Regions from separate parts of the Mus musculus genome. Here regions 2 and 3 are each linked to region 1. The links are chromatin loops, found by intact Hi-C in ENCODE. Cell type or tissue: gastrocnemius. All regions are shown on one strand.

Region 1 (5,000 bases):
GGTTACATCCTAGTCTTGCCACTTCTTATGATGCTCTTGAGGCAAATTTACTGTATTGATTAGTCTCAAATCACCCTAAGCATAAATTCATATTAACATTTGTTAGTATGGAACGCTGCGTTCTGCAATGTGTCCCTTTAAGCCTTTTGATTTTATGTGAAAATCCACAATTGACTGTGAACAAGGAGCTCTCACCCCACTCCAGATACAAGGCAATATAACAAGCAGTAAAATGCACCTGTATAATTTTTTAAGTGGGACAGAATGAACTCTACTTTGGATGGATAATGACTGTCAAGTGTCCTAATTTCAGTGGCAAATTTCAAAGCTGAAAACTGTAGTTTCTGCTTCCTATTACTTTAATCTTTTTGTTGGGGCGGAATTGGGGGGGGGGGCGGCGGCGACGACTCACCTGTGAAAAACGAGGCCTAAAAAAATCAAATTATTTGTCCGAGGTCACGCCCAGTATTAGTGACCAAGCCAGACAAAATCCATAGGTTCTAATTTAACATCCTCACCAGCAGCATCTGTTGCCCCCGCACCCCCCAATCCCTAACTGTGCCACTTCATCTCCTTTCTAGCTCCAAATAAAGTTGGTTTTTATTTTATGTCTTACCCCACCCCCTTTTTCTTCTGTGTCAACCCGTAGTAAAATCTTGCACTAAGAGTGAATGAAAACACGCCGACTTTTAGGAGCCTTTCCCTTTTGCCAACATTTTCTCTGAAAGGCTCTCGGGGCTCTCCGAGCAGCCGCGAGAGGAGTGGAGGGAGGGAGGTGAGTGGAGCAAACAAGTCTTTCCGTGTTCTCGCTCGTGCCGCGTGTGTGTGTGGGGTGTGTGTGTGTAGCCTGCGCGGGGGAACCCACAGTGGTTGTCCTAGTGCGAGAGGGGCAGGCGGTGGGGGAGTGGGGGGGTGGAGAAAACCACGACGGTGGGAAATCCCTGTGCTGTCGGTGTATCTGCCCAGCTTGGGCAAAGCTGGGCAGGGCCGCGCGTGAATAAATCTCCTTAAGTGGCCGGGCGCAGTCACTGCAGCACCGCAGAAGAGGAGGCGGGCGAGGCGGGGCGCGAGGCTCGCCCGGAGCTGGGGGGAGGGGAGGGCGGAGGAGGGAGCGAGCGCCAGGGCGGCCCTTTTATAGGCCGAGGCCCGCGCGCCCCCGCCCCTCGAGCTGGCCCGGGCTCCAGCTCCGCCGCCGCGTTACCTGAGAAGGGCCGGCACGTCCAACGCTCCGCCCGCCCGCTCGCTCGCCCGCCCGGCCCGCCCTCCCTCCTTCCCACCCTCCCGCTCGGCCAGGGCCGCCCGAGGTCTGTGCCGCGCCTCCCTTCTCCCGCTGGCGGCTTCCCTTACCTTGTGAAAACAAAACAAAACAAAAAATATCCTCTCCGCGGCAGCCCCCGCCTCTTCCGTAAGATGTGACATGGCGGTCGGCGAGGGGAACTCGGGAAGCCGCCAAAACCCTGCGCCCCTCTGAGCCTATCCATGCTATCGGCGCTCCCCGGGCCCCGCCGCAGTGACCCGGCCCACAGGCCGAATCATCGATTCCTCGGCGCGCGGCCCGGCTTCCCGCCAGCTTCTTCCCCAGCCGCGCGCTCCGAGCGGGGGAGAACCCCCTCCTCGTCCCCTCCCACCCCGGGCGCGCGCCCGCCCGCCTCCTCCCCCCCCCCCGTCGCCGCTCGCGCGCGCGCACACACACACCCCTCCTCCCCTCCCCCAGTGGTTGCGTCCGTGACATCATCATCATGGCAACAAGAGCTGCAGCCTGGGACCGAGGAGCCCGTGTGATTCCCGGCGGCGGCGGCCGTGGCGGCAGCAGCAGCGGTACCACCCGACCCGACGAACGCGCGAGGGCTTCTCTCCCGCTGCCTCTCGCCCGGAGCGTCTGAGGAGGCGGCGGCAGCACACAGCCTCCGCAGCCTCCGCGCGCCGCCGCCGCTGCCGCTCGTCCCGGCGTCCGTGCGAGGGGCGGGGGGGAAAAGCCGAACCGAGGAGGAAGGGGAGGAGGCGCCTCTGCGGAGCCCGCCGCCGCCGCTGCTGCCAGGTCGCTGAGTGGAGGGGAGGCGGTGGCGGTGGCGGCGGCGGCGAACATGTTTTCTGTGCGGATAGTGACTGCCGACTACTACATGGCCAGCCCGCTGCCGGGGCTGGATACCTGCCAATCCCCGCTCACCCAGCTCCCTGTCAAGAAGGTGCCGGTGGTACGAGTCTTCGGGGCGACCCCGGCAGGTAAGCGGGAGCGGGCGGGAGCGGGAGCGCGGGCGCCGGGTCGTCGGGGCTGCCCTCCCTCCGCGCACTCGCGCGCACGCCGCCGCCGGCGGCCCTCTACAGGGTCGCTGCGGAGTCTGCCCTGTTCTCGGCTTTGCTCGCCTTCTCTCTCGCGCGCGTGACAGGAGGCGCAAAAGAAAAAAAAATGTGGGCTCGCGTGAGCGCTGCGCCCCCCTCCGCGGCAGAGAGGCGGCGGGCGCCCGGTCTCTCCTTTGCGAGCGGCGAGCAGGCTGGAGCCCCTGCCTCGGTGGGTCGGGTGGCTGCGCCTCGTCCCCAAGGACGAGTTCGCGGGTCCTTAGAGGTCGGTCCCCGGCGGAGACCCCGGCCACTCGCTACGTGTCCCTAGTGCCCCGTTCGAGAAAAGGCTTTGAGGGCAGAGGCGAAGTGTCAGGCGTGTTGTCCGTCGCTCCCGGTTGCCTCTGTTCACCCTCGCTCTCCTCTGCCCCTGCCGGAGATGCTGTGGCTGTAGAAAGTGGCGCCCGGGGCCAGATAATTTTTCTCATTGAAGTGACCATGTGGCTCTTCTGTGAGTGCAGGTCGTGACTGCTTAGAGTTTAATGCCTCGACAGGGACAGAGCGGCATCCTCAGGTGCAATGCTTTCAGGAAATGTGCATCCATGGAAATAGGAACTACGTGTTTGTGTCGCCCAACATAAAATACTACACCTAATGGGGGTGGATTCGTTAGGAAACACAGCCAAGCTCAGCAGCATAGGCATTTTAAAATTCCTCTAGGCTGGGTTGCAGGGTTGCATTTTAAAAATAGATTAAAAAAAAAAAAGCCATTTTGAAGAAATGGTGGGGGGGGGAAATGACAAGCTATGTTCTGGAACACTCTTTGGGTTTATAATATAAATAGGTTAGGGGCCAGATATACAAGGTTTTGCGTTTTTATCTTTCAGTTTTGCGTCTTTTTACATGCTTTAAACTGTTAAGATGAAATGGTAAAGCCGTATTCTGGAAGACGATTCTTACCAAGGTATAGCCCTATGGGGTTTCAGACGGCATTTCCCACTTGATGCTCTTTGCCTTCGTCGCCATTCATCTTTATTACTACAGTCAGCTTCTGTGGACTACCAAGACAATACCATTTCCCAAAATACAGACACTCGTTCTAAGCTACTACCTTTTAATGTGAATTCTCTTTGTTAACAATGCCAATGACATAAATAAGGCTGGGTAAAAGACTCCTTTTTCAAGTAGAGTTTGATGCTGTGAACCTTGGAAGATCGAGAACCGGAATGCTGGTAACAGTTGGTAGAAAGTATAGCATTTGAGACGTGGAAGACTGGAAAATCAGAGGCATTATAATGTTCTGGAGGATAGGTTTTCTACCTTTTTAAATGCTGTGCTGCTGTCTTTGTTTTGATTTGGAATCTCAGGGTAATACACTGCCTGTTCTCCTTTCAGCTGCAGAGGATGATAGTGAAGTTGATTTTCAAGTTGTAGAGCAACATGCTAATAGGATATTGTTGTGGTGGTCCAGTTTGTATGGTGGTCGAGTTATAGGTTTTCCTGCTACACTCACTCAATAGGTATACGTGAGTGATTTTAAAACTATTATGTAGGAAAGCTTTTGTTTGTGCGATTGCATGAATTTCACTTGCTATTAGCCGATTCTGTGAAAGAGTATCTTTTACAAATAGACTGGTGTAGACACTTGTGTTTCTGAATGTTGGAATGTGAACTATTTCATAAGAAATATTTATCTCTTCTTCTTGAATATCTTACAATAGGTCGCCAGCCTCCAATTAAAAAGAGAAACCCTCTGTGTTTTTTGTGGTGTACTTGGAAATGTATACTATAAATGAAGAAAAAATAAGTACTTGTGATACAGGCAAAAGCAATCATCACGTTGCTAAGGAGTATCATGTTGCTAAGGAGTATCAGGTTGCTAAGGAGTATAAGGTTGAAGGTATAATTCACAGGTTAAAGCAAAAGTTTCTGTTTCAAGCATGACACATAGATGGATGTAAATGTCAGTTTAGACCTCAGTAATTGGTTCATTAATATATGGTAATAGTGCTTGTGAGATACCTTGGTGCTGAGGTCAGAGGAAAACAATAAAATAATTCCTTACATAGTATAAAACAAATCTTGTTTCCTCAATGTGAGAAAAAAAAATTGAAGTCCTTGGCACACACTTAAAGTCTCCAGTTTTTATAAATCAAGCATTTTTAATGTCATAGACCGCCCCCCAGTAGAGTTAATATTAATCCAGACTCAATGAAAACTACCCTGCAGAATTTTCTGCTTTAAATTCTCTTCCCAAAGAAAACTAGTCCAGGCCATGTAGATTTAAAACTTGGAAATAATGTAATAGAGCGGCCAGAATATTTTATTAAAAATCAGTGTTTGGTGGGTGTGGCGCTGAATGCCTATCATCTGTCCCTGGTGGCCAAGGCAGGTGGATCTCTGAGTTCAAGGCTAGTCCGGCCTACTTAGCTAGTTCTGGAGACCCAGGACTACACAGAGAAACCCTGTCTTGAAAAACCAAACCAACTAACCAAACACAATTTGAATGCTAGAATTTTTTAATGAAAACAAATTTACTATTACAAAATTCAGACATATTACTAATGTGTAAACTATGTTAATGGACATTTGTAACACCTGTAAGTCCTCACCTTGTAGGTGTTAACTTTGGAAGTCCGTAATTCTTTGATTTGGAGAAAAGATTTTTTTTTCTTAAACAGAATTTGCTATTCAAAGTAGATCCAATATCAGCAGAAGAAAGT
Region 2 (5,000 bases), 48 kb before region 1:
AGCTCTGGCCCTTGGCCTTGTACTGGGTCACCTTACAGCTGTACCTCAAGGCTACTTGCCAAGAAGTTGGTCTTAGGGTAGCACTACTCATGGCTTAACACCCTAACACTGAGTCTGAAGTCCCAGTCTGGGACTAGACATTTATATGACTACAATCTATATAGCCAACTCCCTAAAGGAGTAATTTAATGTAGAACTGTAGCACGCTCTGACATTCTGGAAGAAGATGAGGCAGGTTTGTATTAATTTTCTCGGAGATGTTTGTTTCCTGAAGTTTGATGGATAGCCAGAAATGTGTAAGTAGATACAACTTGCCCAGCAGAGGCAGTGCTTGACACTCTTATCTATAGCCACATCTGTAGCTACTCTTTCAAAAGACAAGATTCAGGTTGAGGGTCCAGAGAGTTCAAAGCTTGTAAGATGATCCAAGTGAAGGAGTTTGGGCAGATAATTTAATTTTGCCTCAGTTTCCTCGTTTGTAAAATAAAGCTTAGCTCGTTAAGTGAATTCTAAATTCCAGTCCTAAAATTATAACATATATGAATATATATTTACATTTTCCTTGTTCTGATATAACCACTTAAAAACTCAGCCTCTTCATACAGAATTTCTGAAACTCTGAAATTGCTTAGGAATCTAAGCACTTAAGACTAGAGGACTATAGAGGTTTAGCTGTGGGGCTATTTAGACAATTTAGTCTTACTTGATCATTCTAATTTCTTACCTCTTCTTTTTGCGCCTTTAAAAATAATGTTTCCAGGAAGTATCCATACCAAGTATAGACTAAGACTGAGTCGAGCCTTCAAAACCTAGTATTTCACAGGCAGACTAACAAAAGCCTCAGGTGATCAAAACCACACCCAGTGTTTCAATGGCACATAAGGTGCAATGGCAGTCAGAGGCTAATCTGGATGAGCGTGCTGGGAGTTGAGAAGGGAGCCCAGAGAAGAGGCATGTATCTTCACTGGTATGAACATCACATGTGTCTTTGTATAGGAAGCTCTGAGTCAGTGGGAGGATTGCCCAAGGACACAGAACTGGCCAGTGGCAAAATTGGCAGGAGAATGAACTCAAAGCTCACACTTAAAATCATAGGCTCACCTAAATGTTAAGGACAGGAATCAAAACTTTTGTCTTGGTTTATTGGAGCAGATGAAATGTATTGGAGCAGATGAAATGTTAATAGCTCTGGCATTTGCTGCAACCAAGTTTAAATTAAGTCTTGTTTGTTTGTTTGTTTGTTTGGTTTGTTTGTTTGTTTGTTTTCTTTTTTTGAGACAGAGTTTCTCCATATAGTCCTGGCTGTCCTGGAACTCACTTTGTAGACCAGGCTGGCCTCCAAGTGCTGGGATTAAAGGTGTGCAACACCACCGCCTGGCTCTTAAATTAAGTCTTAAGACTCTTCCCTGCGTCCCAAGCCTAAGACTCCCTCCTTTCTGCTGTAGTGACCCATTGAAAAAGGCATTGAGAAGGACTCCATCCTGTGTACTCTAGGGATGAGAACATCCCAGTGCTGAACGCCTCGCATGGACAAAGATCCTGATTCTGAAAGCATCTTTGTTAGTGAAGCTTCACTGGCAGGGCAGTTCTAAGATAAGGTGATGGTCTTCAGATACGTGCAAGATTGTTGGAGGGGTTATTCTGTGGAAGTTGGAGAGGGAACGTAAGAATCAAAAGATACACAGTTTATTTTTCTACAGAAGAAAACCTTGAGCTGTGTTGATAAATGAGTGTAGTGATAAAACAGAGACAGTGGCAGTTAGTTCCCTTGGGATTCTCCATAGGGCACTGTTCCTTCTATGACATCTTGCCACAAGTTAGAATCATCTGAGTAGGAACCTTATCCTAACTAAGATCTGTCCCGGCTGCCCTAATTGATGTGTGAATAGCACCTTCCGGTAGCAGCAAAGATTAAAGGGCGTGGCAGAAGGAAGATTATCCTCCATTTTTGCTCCCTTGACCTTCCCTCTCTGGCTGCAAGCCCATTTACCCTATGGTTGCTAACTCCTTCACTGGTATCAGAGCCAGTTCCTAGGCTGGGACTGTTGAGCCTGCCCCTCCCCAGGGTGCCAGCCTCTGAGGGGTGAAATCTGCTGTGGAAAAGTCCTGCCTTGGAGTTATGCAGCTGCTAAGACCCAGCAGCCTTTCCATATGTTTATCTTACAAGTTCCATTCCTCCTGGAGACCCCACCTCATTCACCAAGCTTCACAGTCGGCCGGCCGGGGCCAGCCGAGGCACAACTGCTCTGTTTTCTTATTTAGTCCTCATTAAGCTTGTGCTTTCAGTTCAACTTAATTAGCATTCCAAGCAAGTTACTTCTACATTCTATGCAAAGATACATTTATTATATACTGTGATATTTAAGAAAGCCATTTAATGAATTCCCACATGATATATTAATATGTTTTCTGCTAGGCAGTGAAACTTAGTTTGAGAGAAAATGGGCAGTTAGGCACAGAAATACACCAAATGTCTTACTAGAGACACTTGGTCTGAGAGACAGTGGATGCTAACATCTATCCTTTCACACCCTCAAGGCATGGAGAGTCTTTCTTTTCCTTTCTTTTATTTCTTGTGAAACTGTTGCAGAAATACTAGTTCCATTTGTCTAAAGACACAGAGGAAGTGAAGGGAGAATGCAGCCAATGAAAATGAAAAATATTATTTGCAGTTTTGGCAGGTGTAATTTAGACTTGCAAATAACAAAATGTTTTTGAAGAACAATGATAAGAGACGATTTACTTGGTTTTGTAAGGCAGATTATTCTGTTGCCAACAGAATAAAATAAAATTTACAGGGTTTTTTTTTGTTTTTTTTAAATATTTTTTAAATTTACAGTTTTTTATACTTACTTTATATGCTTGGTGCCTATAGTATGTTTTAAATCAAATATATTAAGTAGTACTTGGTTTAAAATTAGTGTTTAGAGCCGGGCATGGTGGTGCATGCCTTTAATCCCAGCACTTGGGAGGCAGAGGCAGGCAGATTTCTGAGTTCGAGGCCAGCCTGGTCTACAGAGTGAGTTCCAGGACAGCCAGGGCTACACAGAGAAACCCTGTCTCAAAAACCAAAAAAAAAAAAAAAAAAAAAGAAAAGAAAAAAAAATTAGTGTTTATATATTACCTAAAGTCTAAAAACATGTCTGCTTTAAAACAATAGAATAGTCTCCTATTTTTAAAAGCTTTACTACTAGTATTTGTGTGTGTGTGTGTGTGTGTGTGTGTGTGTGTGTGTAGCTCATAGGACAGCTTTATGGAGCAACTCTCTCCTTTCATCTTTTACATGGGCCTCTAGAACTCTGGTCACCAGGCTTATGCAGCAACCTCATTTTCTTTCTTTTCTTTTCTTTTCTTTTCTTTTCTTTTCTTTTCTTTTCCTTTTCTTTCTTTCTTTCTTTTTTTTTTGAGACAGGGTTTCTCTGTGTAGCCCTGGCTGTCCTAGAACTCACTCTGAAGACCAGGCTGGCCCGGAACTCAGAAATCCGCCTGCCTCTGCCTCCCAAGTGCTGGGATTAAAGGTGTGCACCACCACTGCCCGGCGCAACCTCATTTTCAAAATGAACAAAAATCAAGCAACACTATAGGAAATAGTCCATGTGAACAGGTTCTTCCTTAAAAACTGTGGGACATAAATTCCATTAACATACTGTGAAAAGGTACTTTATCCTTCAGTGTCTTCTATAACCGACCTTAGCTAGAAGTTTCTGCTCCACCATGTTTTTTGTTAGTTAGTTTGTTTTTAATAAGTCCGTAACTACTGGTTTGCACACTGAGTTGGGAGTGGCAAGTCCCCTGACACTATGGGGAGCTATAGGAAGCCTCTGGGATGGTGTTCTGCATAGGAAGACTCCATCACCTCTTTCAAGGTAACTCTATGGAGGCCTTCCCTCGTGGCTGCAATCATGTAGCCTCTCTATGCAAATGTAAAATTAAAGCTTTAGATTAGATTCACAAGATAGAGAATGCCACCAAACACAAGCAGAACCTGAGCAAGCCGTGGAAAGCACCTGATAATCTAAGATAGGTTCTTTTTTTCTGTCCCCCTCCACCTTAAAATCAAATGTTTCACTAGCACTTTTTAAATTTAAAACAAAGAATGGTAAAAGGAAGGAAGACGTTATTGGGCTAACCTGAGACTGCAGCAGGCACCCACAAGGCGGAGCAGGCACCCATGAGAAGGAGCAGCCACCCATGAGGAGAATCAGGCACCCATGAGGAGGAGCGGGCACCCATGAGGAGGACTGGGCAGAAGAGGGCAGTGAGCCATCCAGAAAAGAGAACTGAACAAGCTGGAGGAGAGTGTGGGCGGGGCGGACTGGTGTATTCATGGGGAGCAGATGACATAGGCTGCTACAGCTGCTCAAATATATCTGCCTCAGACAGGGCACAGGTGCTGAGAAATGAGGGGGACATAGACCTTCCTTTTCTAGCAAAATGAAACATGATCTTCACACAGCTCATTTTGTTCTCATAAGATGGTTAGTTTTAGGATGCAAAATGCTAACCAGAGGAGGGTGCAGGAACAAGCCAACTCCACTCCTTTGTATTTAATTTATTTGTTTGTTTGTTTTGAGACAGGGTTTCTCTGTGTAGCCCTGGCTGTCCTGGAACTCACTTTGCAGACCAGGCTGGCCTTGAACTCAGAAATCTGCCTGCCTCTGCCTCCCAAGTGCTGGGATTAAAGGCGTGCGCCACCACTGCCCAGCTGTGTTTTCTTCAGGATACATGATACACCAAAATGAAGTCTTCAGCTACTTGAGGGCAGAGAGCATTTATGACCAGAAAAGAAAAAAAAAAAGCTCTTCTAAAATATCGGGGGTGGGGAGTGGAGGAAGACAGTGATGGTTACTGACTTGCTTAACAGGTTAAAAGCAGGCTCATAAAGATTTCGAAATTTTCCTAAAATCAAATAAGAGAGACAGAATTCAGTAAGGGTGTGTGACAATTCAAAACTTTTTCCTGCTACTATCACTTACCATAAGAAAATGGGAGATTTACTG
Region 3 (5,000 bases), 120 kb before region 1:
CAAACATAAATCCTTTACATCTGGATTTTTTTGTTTGTTTGTTTGTTTTGGTTTTGGTTTTTTTTTTTTTTTCCAAGACAGGGTTTCTCTGTAGCCCTGGCTGTCCTGGAACTCCCAGCACTTAAGAGGCAGAGGCAGGCGGATCTCTGAGTTCAAGGCCAGCCTGGTCTACAGAATGACTTCTGGACTTTTTAACTCAGCGTGAGATGGTTAGCCCATGTCTTGACACCACGACCTGCTCCTTTTGACTTTGACAGCAGCGATCCATGTGTAAACACAGTAAACACAGACCCAAGTGACTGGCAGCCATGGCCATGCCTGTTTACTGCTTCCTTCCTTCCCCTCTTGAGTGTTGTCAAGAATTGTATAAAGAAAGGGAAGTACCTCAGCTGCACTCAAACTTGTAGGAAACAGTCCAGAGCCAAGCAGCCGAGGGAGGAAAGACACTACAAGCGAGACAGCTCTGGCTGCTCCACAAATTAGCTATGTGCCCTTCTAGAAGCTACCAGGTGTCTCTTGAGTGTTGTGTTCTTCGAAGGCACAGCGCAAATGGCAGCTTCTGCACCTCTCGGGTCTGCTTGAAAGTTAAAGGTTAAAGGTTAAAGGTTGTTAAAGGTGTGCAAAGGTCCTCAGGAAAGAGCTGCTCCCTGGAGGTTACACACGAGCATCCAGACAGCAGTGGATAGCATCTGGGAACCTGAGATGTTGATGTCCCAGTCCTCAGGCATGGCCTCTGTCATTCCTTTCAGTCTAAGCTTGCCAGGCATGCGCAGACAGAAGTTTCTCGGCGCAGGAGACTCTCTATAAACAGTTTACATCCTTGGGCTGCTTTCCAGGAGGGGCCCAGCAGATGCTCTCAGCAAGGAGCTGTTATCCCATTCCCCAAACTCAGGATGGATTCAGAGAGGAGGGGTGCCCAGCAACCTCAGACAAGCCTTAGGCTTGCTGCCTTTCCCCCAGGCCACAGCTCTCATTGGGTGGAGACTGGCTGTCCTGACTCCTCATGGAAAGGGTTCCAAAGGCAGAGGTTTCCAGAAACTACTCTGAGGCTCATCTCAGCCCATTTAAGGACAGCTATGAGAAATGAGTTCATCTTCTCTCCTCTACCACCCCTTCCATGCCTTCCTTTCCTGTTCTCCTTTCAATGCTGACAGCTGCCCCTCCCCAATTACCCTCGTTTCAGCCACTCCACAAGGAGTGTTGTTTTCCCCCAACCCCTAAGATCTAATAATAATGTTCGAGGCAGAAAGTTCAAGGCTGAGCTAATAAATATGGGACTATCAGGCCTGTGTTACCAGGCTCAGCTACAGCCATTTCTGACGTGATGATCCAACAGGTATACAGTGACTGCCTACAATGTCATAAGCAGTGTCCTACATGCTGGGGACACCTCTCTCTCTCTGTCACTACATATATATATATATATTGTCAAGAATAATGTTTTATTAAATAATTTCTCAAAGCCACCTTCCCATGTTTGTACAAATAATACAAATGAATACAAATTTTCATTGTTTTAACAGCTAAGTAGTACTTCATTGTAAGAACACACCACAATGTGTACCACTTTATTATAAAGTTTTAAAAACAAGCCACATTCCCTTTGTTTATAATGTGTGGTACAACTTTAAGTGTAATACTTAGGCAGACCTGGGGCAATCTGATTGAGGACATTTTGGGCAATGTTCCCTATGCAAGAGTGGAGAGACTGGACTGGCTCAGTCTGAGACACTTTCTATGGTAGAGGGGGGAAGTTCAGTGGCTGCGATCAGTGCTGGCTGGTGGCCTGAGAGTTCACACCCGGACTGGCTCCCATCACCCTCCAGTGCTTTAGAAATAACCTGGATTTATATTACCCACACATAGCATGGTGCCATTGTTCTGCCTCCAGGATCCCTGTCTGTGCAATAAATTCTGTAGTGTACTGAATAAACAAAGGGAAAAGAAAGAAATAAACTTAAGATTGTGAAATGAGAGCCAGGCAGTGGTGGCACATGCCTTTAATCCCAGCGTTAGGAGGCAGAGGCAGGGGGATTTCTGAGTTCGAGGCCAGCCTGATCTAGAGAGTGAGTTCCAGGACAGCCAGGGCTACACAGAGAAACCCTGTCTCGAAAACAAAAACAAACAAAAAAGCAAAACAAACAAAAACCCAAATCAAAAGATTGTGAAATGAGAAGTCAGAGGTGTGTGTGTGTGTGTGTGTGTGTGTGTGTGTGTGTGTGTGTGTGTGATACAGTCCTGCACAGGGCTGTAGGCAGTGAATCCTTTGCCCCATAGTTACAGGCAGCAAATCTGTTTTGGTGAGTTAAAAAACACAGTTAAAAGTTCTTGCTTCATATTCCCTCCCATTATCAGGCCCAGGCTCGTTTGAAGCTGCTCAAGAATAAGCAGTGTGAAGACCGCAAGTTCTGTCTCCGGGAGACACCTTCTCAGGCGCTGCAGTAACCCAGAAGCCCGGGGCATTCCTCACAGTTTCTTATCTGGGTGGTAAAAGCAGGATGCAGCCTAATTGGTTGCTGGTTCTCTCTGGTGAACGCAAGAGGTTTCTGTTTTAAGAAATAAAGTGACTTCTTGGCGGTTGATTCACTGCCCCACGGGGAGAGGCTGAGCAGAGGCTTCCTCTCCGTAGAGATTTGCATACAGCATCCACTTCCTGCTCGAGAGCCTGCTCCACCACTTACCTGGGACTGGAGAGGGCGAGGGAGGTCTGAGCGGCCCAAGGTGGATCCCCGTGAGCAGAGCCAGCGACCACCCCCTGGGCCGTCTGTCGGTGGCGATCTTAGGTAAGTGAACTCACTGGTGCCTGGCTGCTCTGACCTCTTTAACCACTGGCCGGCTTTCCAGTCCACTGGCTTCTCTGTTGCCACAAGGTCCTGATCTCACTTCCCTCCGCCCTCCGCCCTCATGCCCCCACCTTTACCTTGTCCATCTGGAGGCCAGTTTGAGCTGAGACTGTGACAGAGTTCCAGCAGGAATGTGGCGCCAGTTTAGGGTTTCTCTCGGGCAGGCCTGGCTGAGTTTAACTCTATAAGGAGAGGCACACAGCACTACACGCTGCCGGGTTGGAGTTTTCAGTACTCATAGTCAGCCATCAAGAAATCAAAGTACGCAGTGAGTTCAGGGCCAGCCTGGGTGACGTAGCAAGAACCTGTCTTTAAAAACGAATCAAAACTGTTTCTCCAAGGAGGGAGCCATGGTAGAAAGGATTAAGTACTTGGCTTTCAGCCCAAGACACGTCAGGGACTGCGGGAAGGCCAACTCCCAGTTTTTCTCTATTTTATGCTGGGGGAAAATACCAGCCTCACATTCTTGGGTCAGAAAGTGCTCGCCGCCCCCCCCCCACATTCCCCCCCCCCCCAGGCCTCCATTTCCTTTAGCCAGTGGTTTGCTGGGTCTGGATGGTGCTGGGGAGGCCAGAGAAGAAACACTGGATCTTGGAAGCTGCCTTCTCTGTGACTTCCTAGTTCACAGTGGCCTCTTAGACTAGAGACTTTTTCTAAGGGTGTCGTGGAAAGAAACCAAATTAGTAATTGAAAAAAGCAGAAAACGTGCTTCCAAGTTCTCCCTCCACTTTGGTGTGGGTGCATCTCTTAGGCAATTCTCTTTGGCTCCCAGATGCCTGGATTTCTTCATCCACAAAGTGTGTGTGTGTGTGTGTGTGTGTGTGTGTGTGTGTATACATATGTGTGCACTCACACACTAACATGATTATGTCTAAATTCTTTTCTAAGAAACCAAGGCCAGGGTAGTCCCAGAAGGGTACTACCATAATGGGTGGTCTCTAAAACTTGTTTTGTTTACTGATTACTACACATATATATTTTACCCCTGCTACTAGTGCATTAGGAAGGCCTTTGCTTCTATTTTTCCAGCCCCCAGAACCTGGCATGTCATCAGATGCTGTAGAGGCACTCAATCTTGCACGTAAACTTTGAAAAAAAGTTTTTTTTTTTTTTTTCTCAGTTTCCCTCATCTGCTTTCCAGGGTGAAGGTCAAGCAGCTGTCAGGGCAGGCAGCCTGTGGTGGGGTGGTGGGGTGGTGGGGTGTTGGGGTGTTGGGGTGGTGGGGTGGTGGTGAGGTGGGGGTGGGGTAGCAGCTGCAGCTCTGCAGGAGAGCAGCCTAGAATCCAGCCATCATTTCTGGCTTTAACCACGCAGGGGGAAATGGGATTTCTTGAATTTAGCTCATGTCCCATGTGTTTACTGAGAGTCAAGGCAGGCTCCAGAGCTGGCAGACGATCCTGCTGCAGAGGCCAGGAGCTGGATCGGAAGGCACTCCAGGCCCCAGCAGTCCGTGTGTGGGCCTTTAATGGGAGGAGGGGAAAGGGAACAGAGCAACCACCCAGCACCATGTAAGGCTGGTGACTATGATTAGAGTCATCACCAGCTGGCAGATACGCTGGGTTCTTAACCTTTTCCAAACCACTGCTTTAAGAAACGTTATTATTGTTTCTTTTGAGCAACTACTTACTGTCAATACAGTTCCAGGAGCTTTGGGTATTGCTAAATTCTCTGTAGGGAATCCAGGCTCTGGTCTATAGCCTCATTTCTCTGTATTCTGGAATAAGGGCACGTTTGCTTGTGGTGAGTTCCTGATTCTTATTTCAAATCCTGAAGTGTTATCATCTGAAAGTGGGGTAGCAGCACTTTGATGGTAGAAGTGCCACCACAGCCACTCTTAATGTGGTGCTGCTCTCCCCAGTCATTCCACACAGGACAAGCGTTAGGGGGCAAATGATGCAGCCATTCTGACAGGTTCACTTTGTGGGGCCGCCTTAAGCAGGAGGGAGGGTCAGACAACGTTGCAGGATACTGTGGGACAAGAGAGTTTCTTAGCTTAGTGATTCTCAGAGGGCCCGAAGACACACAGTGTTCGAGCCTGCACGTCCCTGAATGAAGGGATTAGTGACTTTCAAATACACTGAAAATTAAGAGGAGAAAGCCCTATTTTCAGGCATCAGCAAGATAGATTACGGTGGCGTAGTTTGTCTAAATTAAATC

Evidence for each region. A loop is a pair of places that touch in the nucleus more often than their neighbours do. Peaks named below come from ENCODE experiments on the same cell type or tissue, not always from the same donor. Only the 100,000 strongest peaks of a DNase experiment are listed, where the experiment ranks them.
Region 2: a loop joins it to region 1, with 2.2 times the contacts of the local background. A loop is called at or near these places in 5 of 42 quality-filtered maps.
Region 3: a loop joins it to region 1, with 8 times the contacts of the local background. A loop is called at or near these places in 7 of 42 quality-filtered maps.

What each region holds. Positions count from the first base shown.
Region 1 is chr10:39,730,391-39,735,390 of GRCm38, forward strand. It overlaps Rev3l (REV3 like, DNA directed polymerase zeta catalytic subunit), which reads left to right and starts at 1,770. Exons shown (of 32, transcript NM_011264.3): 1 at 1,770-2,223. The coding sequence starts at 2,085. It overlaps E130307A14Rik (RIKEN cDNA E130307A14 gene), which reads right to left and starts at 1,617. Exons shown (of 3, transcript NR_038037.1): 1 at 1,348-1,617. In gastrocnemius, CTCF peaks have their summits at 1,000 and 2,704; DNase peaks (open chromatin) are centred at 1,140, 1,582, 2,154 and 2,672; H3K4me3 peaks cover 4,074 bases; H3K27ac peaks cover 3,887 bases.
Region 2 is chr10:39,682,690-39,687,689 of GRCm38, forward strand. All of the region lies in intron 1 of E130307A14Rik (RIKEN cDNA E130307A14 gene), which reads right to left. Among named protein-coding and RNA genes, the nearest start is that of E130307A14Rik, 47 kb to the right of the region's middle. In gastrocnemius, no CTCF peak of the experiment used is centred here; DNase peaks (open chromatin) are centred at 2,034 and 4,257; H3K27ac peaks cover 990 bases.
Region 3 is chr10:39,610,564-39,615,563 of GRCm38, forward strand. Traf3ip2 (TRAF3 interacting protein 2) reads left to right here and starts at 2,371. Exons shown (of 9, transcript NM_134000.3): 1 at 2,371-2,783. Gm16364 (predicted gene 16364) reads right to left here and starts at 3,119. Exons shown (of 6, transcript NR_152259.1): 1 at 2,921-3,119. In gastrocnemius, no CTCF peak of the experiment used is centred here; DNase peaks (open chromatin) are centred at 2,898 and 4,246; H3K4me3 peaks cover 4,832 bases; H3K27ac peaks cover 4,921 bases.